2 separate regions of the Mus musculus genome follow, and region 1 is linked to region 2. The links are chromatin contacts, found by Hi-C or POLR2A ChIA-PET in ENCODE. All regions are on one chromosome and are shown on one strand. The core of a region is the stretch at or near the end of the contact, and the rest is flanking DNA. Distances in the headings are between cores, read along the strand shown. Region 1 holds the start of Afg3l1 (AFG3-like AAA ATPase 1). Region 2 holds the start of Def8 (differentially expressed in FDCP 8).

Evidence for each region. A loop is a pair of places that touch in the nucleus more often than their neighbours do. ChIA-PET counts read pairs that join two places held with the same protein, here RNA polymerase II (POLR2A).
Region 1: a loop to region 2 is called in a map of heart, with 7 times the contacts of the local background. The contact joins the promoter of Afg3l1 here to the promoter of Def8 in region 2. A Hi-C loop is called at or near these places in 6 of 37 maps with a recorded cell type or tissue (heart and left cerebral cortex). POLR2A ChIA-PET finds 5 or more read pairs at or near these places in 4 of 5 experiments (Patski and embryonic stem cell).

Annotation. Positions count from the first base shown.
Region 1 is chr8:123,476,438-123,479,137 of GRCm38, reverse strand. Afg3l1 (AFG3-like AAA ATPase 1) reads right to left here and starts at 1,276. Exons shown (of 17, transcript NM_054070.3): 1 at 1,091-1,276. The coding sequence starts at 1,228.
Region 2 is chr8:123,441,529-123,444,228 of GRCm38, reverse strand. It overlaps Def8 (differentially expressed in FDCP 8), which reads right to left and starts at 1,273. Exons shown (of 12, transcript NM_054046.5): 1 at 1,178-1,273.

The sequences.
Region 1 (2,700 bases), core at 27-2,526, 35 kb before region 2:
GTCCATCCAATGTACTTCTTTCACAAAGACACTGGCCCACAGCAACTCAGAACTGTCTATAACAATCACTATATGACTGATCTTCAACGGGTCACCCACCGGAACAGGATGTGCGACATGACCTGAAATGACTGTGCAATGCACAGCACTAGAAACAAACCTGAGGGCATTTTCCCGACCCACTGTGCAGCTACCTCCTCCAAACCCAGAGATTCCCCCCTACAGAGAGGGAAGCTCTTAAGCCTCAAGAAGCCCCATAAACCTTATGCTCAGAAGCTTAAAAAAAAATCCACGGGCCCCCAGACCCAAAGTTCTACAGGCAGGAAAGAACTGCTGAGGGGAGGGAGCCTCTTCAGTGGTACTGACTGTAGGTTCGCCTTGCGTTGTGACCTGTATGTGAGCCTTTCATCGATGAAACTGCTTTTGAGTCACTCCTGTTAAGTAACCTTCCCCGGTGCGGCCATATTTAATTCCAATAAGCTCACTGGTTCACAAAGCTAGAGGAATGGAATCATTTTGACCTATCGTGAGTGCCCTAGCTGGGGTAAATGGACATTTGCTCATGGACCGTTACACCACACTACTGTCATATTAAGAGGGAACAAGACCAAAACTGAATTGAGGAAGAACGGCTGTATGGCCCCTGTGATGGTAACACGCATTTATTTGAAGATGGATAATCTGCATGGATATTCCCTTTCGCCGTGGTGAGCCTCCTTACTACTGGCAGATGTACCTGTGAGGGGTGATAAAATATCTAGTAAGGCTAAACTATCTAAAAAATGAAGCATCAGTGGCGGGAATTCCATGGTGGCCATCTTTCTCTGCTTAGTATGGAGACCTACGCCTCCTTAATGAATAAAGGCTACTACCTTTTAAGTGGGGCCCTGCAATAGCTAACTGGATAATGGCTAGATCGCACCCGCTCAAGTGTTCCGATCAGCCGTAGGTAGACACTAGTGGAGTCGGAGGCAGAAATCGGGAAGACGCTGCGCCCGGCCCAGCCGCAGGCCGATGACGTCACCGCGACGCCCAGCGCGGCCCCCGCCACGCCGCCCGGAACCCGTGGCCCCAGCGCTGCCCTGCTCACCTGCAGAGCAATGCCACAGGCCCTCACGCTGCTCCAGACCGTCCCGCCGCTCCCTGCGCATCCGCCACATCGCCACAGCTTGGAGAAAGGCCAGGCCAGGGCTCGACTGCCCGCCGCCCCCACCAGCCGCAGTAACATCCCCCGGCCCTGACCTCGCGCCGCCCCCTGGGCGCGCGCACGCGCAGCAGGCGGATCATAGTGCACCACGCCCTCGGGGGCGCGCGTGCGCAGCTGGCCGCCGCATCGGCTCGGACCTCTCTTTGGGTGTCTGGTTCGCGGCCGTGCTCCTTAGGATCCTGAACCCGAGTGTCGCTTCGCGCTGCCTGACAGCTGATGGCGGATGGTCCGCGGCCAACTTGACCTAGACACCAAGGGCCTTTAGACGTATTTTAAATTTTGCATTGTCAACGACATCAATGGCTTCGGTGGGTCCTCGGGGTAACGCGGCTCACGTAATTAAATTTTGAGGCTACTTCTCCCTGGTTGAGGGTACTAGTATTACCGGTTGGAGGTGCTCCCGGTATTTTACATCCAGACTAGATGTGGTTCGAGACCTATCGTGAACAAAGGAACTGTTATTTGGTGCACGACTTGTCTCATTGATCCACGTCATAGACCCTTGTTTAATTTTACTTAACAACATTTTTATTCCTGCGGATGCGCAGGGAGCGACGGGACGGTCTGGAGCAGCGTGAGGGCCTGTGGCATTGCTCTGCGGGAGAGCACTTGGTTGGTATATAGAGTCACCCCAGTTTTGATTTGCCTGCAGTTGTGCGGACTAGCAATTTGGACTTGGCATTAGGGAGGTGTGGGTGTTCAGGATGAACCAGTTTCTGGACAGTGGGGCTGTCCACGACACACGTGGCATCTGCGTGTACTCAGATTCTACCTTGACTACATTTCAAAGGTACAGATGCCCGGGAGAAGACCATTGTCACCCATAGTGTTAGCAGTCCTTCTATGCTCCGCCCAACGGTTACCTAGCAACAAGGCCTGGCTTGCTATAAAAGGGTCTGTTCCCTCCCAACCCGACCCCTACTCCCATACCCCCCTCCATGTCTTCGCTCTCTCTGCCCCTTCTCCCCTTCTCTCTCTCAGACTTTCTTCTCTCCCTGACCCCTTTCTCCCTCTCTCCCCAACTCCTCCCTCCTTCCTCCTCTCCACGGGTTCCTGGCCAGCCTCTCCTCTCCTCTTCTCTTTTCTCTCTTTGACTGCCTCTACTCCCTTCTCAACTCCCTTCCCATGCCCCCAAATAAACTGTTCTACATTATACCTGTCCTGTGGCTGATAACTCAGGGAAAGGGATGTGCCGAGGCATCCCTCCCGCCTCACCATACCGCGCTGGAGTGGGAGATGGTGATAAAAGAAAATGAGATTTTGTATCTTGTGATTCATGTAAAAGAGTTGTCTATGAGCCCGTGGCCTGGGGCTGAGAACAAAGCAGAACAGACAGGGCTGTTGTTAAGACATTCCTAAGAACAGCTTGATTGTACAAGCAGGGCTATCTTGTCTGGGTCAACACCACCTGGCTGGAACCTCCCCTCTGTCCACTGCCCCTTGATGCCGGGTAAAGTCATACATCAACTGGTTGCTATGTGAACAAGATAAGC
Region 2 (2,700 bases), core at 24-2,523:
GGAGACCTTGACCAGAGCTTGCCCTCCACTCTCCTCTGGGCTACCTTTCCCAGGAAAATGGCTCCCTTATGTATGTCCTGACTGGCACTGCCACCACCTGACCAGGAACAAAAGCAAGGAATGAATTAAGCAATGGAGCCATTTAACCCATCTTCCTGGTTTGTCTGGAACCAGTTTGGAGAACCATATTGCTCTTTCAGCTGAGTACGAATAGACAGCACCTCAGCCCAGCCCAGGCTGCAGGAAGCAACAGCCGGCTTTGAGTAGGACCCCATCTCCTATTTCCCCACCAGCCTTACAGAGATCTGCACCCAGAATCCGTGGTTGGCCTCAGGAAAGATACTCAAGAAAGGACAAAAAAAAAAAAAAAAAAAAAGAAAACTGTTCCATCCAGCCCCTGCAGAGGTCTCTCCTAAATCGAATAATAATTACAACTTGACAACTGAAACCCTCAGAGTAAGACCAAGGGTCTGTGGTACATCAGAGGCACTGGGTGAAAGTTCAAGACAGATTATGGTGAATAAGAGCCCGCCTCCGGTGTGTTACTTTAGCCACCAAAAAGTGCTAGTCCAAGGGCCACAGGAGTCCAAAGTACATCCTATTTGCTCACACCCTTAAAAAGGATGGACAGGCAATCCAGGCCAAGCAGGACCAGTGTTAATAATTCTCAACTACCCCAGAAGGCGCAACAAAGCGCACCTCACATTTCTACCCGCTATAACGTGAATTCATTCTGAGGATGCGACTGTCCCCACTGGGGCAGGTCTCTACGACCTTCCTCACCCATTTCATAGTTGTGAAACCGAAGGCTCAGAAAAGCTCAACATAGCAGAAGGCGAGTCCCTGCGGGTCCTTGGGCCGGGAGTCCCATACTCAGGCTCTGAAGCCACCCGGTGATTGGGGGTGGGGGTCGGCATCTGTGGACGCTAAGCTCTGCCCTACGTACTGCGGGGACCAATGAGGTCACCAAGGCCTTGCGCACAGCGGAGAGCCAGCAGGCGGCAGCCGGGAGCTGGACGTCTTGCTTGAGGCCTCTGCCAGTTCTGCACCATGAGTGCGTGGGTCAGAAGCCCGATCCCGGAGTCCGACCAGTGGCGATTGCATGCTGAGATCTGGACCCTCGCCTGCTTTCCCACCAGACCCCCCCGACACCTACAGAGACCGCTTTCTGGCTTACCTGGCTGCCGCTACATTGTACCGGACCGGCTGGCTACACTGTAGTTCGCCGCCGCTGATACACTGTACCGGCTCCTCCGCCCGCTGCTGCCGCCTCCGGCCAGGAGGTTCATGACACCGATTGCCCTGCTGGCTCGCTGGAGCACCTCCAAGTCTCCTGCTTCTGGTCCATAGAGTCCATTACCTTTGCCCTGAGTCTTTTCTCCTGAGTTCCCCCACCCCCACGCCTTAGTAATTGCATTCAAGGGAATGGTTCCACAGTGGTAACCCCTCAATGTCCCCACATCCCCAACACTGACATTCAGCTGTCCCCAGGACACCACCATCGAGACATTTAAGGTGCGTCTCAAGCTCCAAAGGTCCTATCTGAGAAAACAACAATAACACCACACACACACATCACACCACATACACACACACTACACACCACACACTCATACACACGACACACACACGACATACCACATACACACCACACACTCACTATACACACTACACACATACTATACACACCATACACATACACACACACCTCATACACACATGACACACTACATACACACTACACACACCACACACACTACACACACCACACATACACATCACACAACATAACACTACACACACCACACGCACATCAAACCACATACACACACAGAGACATACACACACCACACACCTAACACACCTCTGTCTGATAGTGAATAAATCATTCCCACCTGAGGCCAACCTTCAGTGCGTTCCTGATCACATTCCTTTGTCTGATCTAACTTCCACCGGACTCAGGACCAGCCCTTCTTCCCCACCCCACGGTGACACCACAGCCATGACAGCCTCAGCACCCTCAGACTCCCTCTGCACCTCAAGCCCAGCAGTTGGAGGATCCCAGGGAAGAAGTCTGCCTCAGACTTCACCTCCCAGCTCTCTCACCAGACTTCACCCTCCTTACCCCTAACAGGCCAGGTCCACACTTAGGCCTCTCTGGCTCAGCCTTTAGGATACAGTCTTTCCTAACCACAGCCAAATGTCTCTCCTAATACTTCCTCCTCATCTGTGAGCAGAGATATCGGAGAGGCACTCGTTACTGTCTGATGACTCTCCTCTGACATTTCTACTGACTCTTTGTTCCTCATCCCAAAGGCTAAGAGCTAAAGGCAAGTGTTTTGGATTATTACTTCTGTGCTAGAAGGCCTATACCAGTGCTTGTGATATGAGCCAATATCTGTACTAGCACTGGGCCCTCACCTTCACAGAGAGTCAAGGATGGAGCCACGTCTGCCTGTCTTCATTACTATGAGTCTTGACAGTTTCTCCGTTGATGCAACAGCACTTTTTCTTTTCTTTTCTTTTCTTTTTTTTTTTCTTTTCTTTCTTTTTTTTTTTTTTTTTGGTTTTTCGAGACAGGGTATCCCTGTGTAGCCCAGGCTGTCCTGGAACTCTGTAGACCAGGCTGGCTTCGAACTCAGAAATCCACCTGCCTCTGCCTCCCGAGTGCTGTGATTAAAGGCGTGCGCCACCACGCCC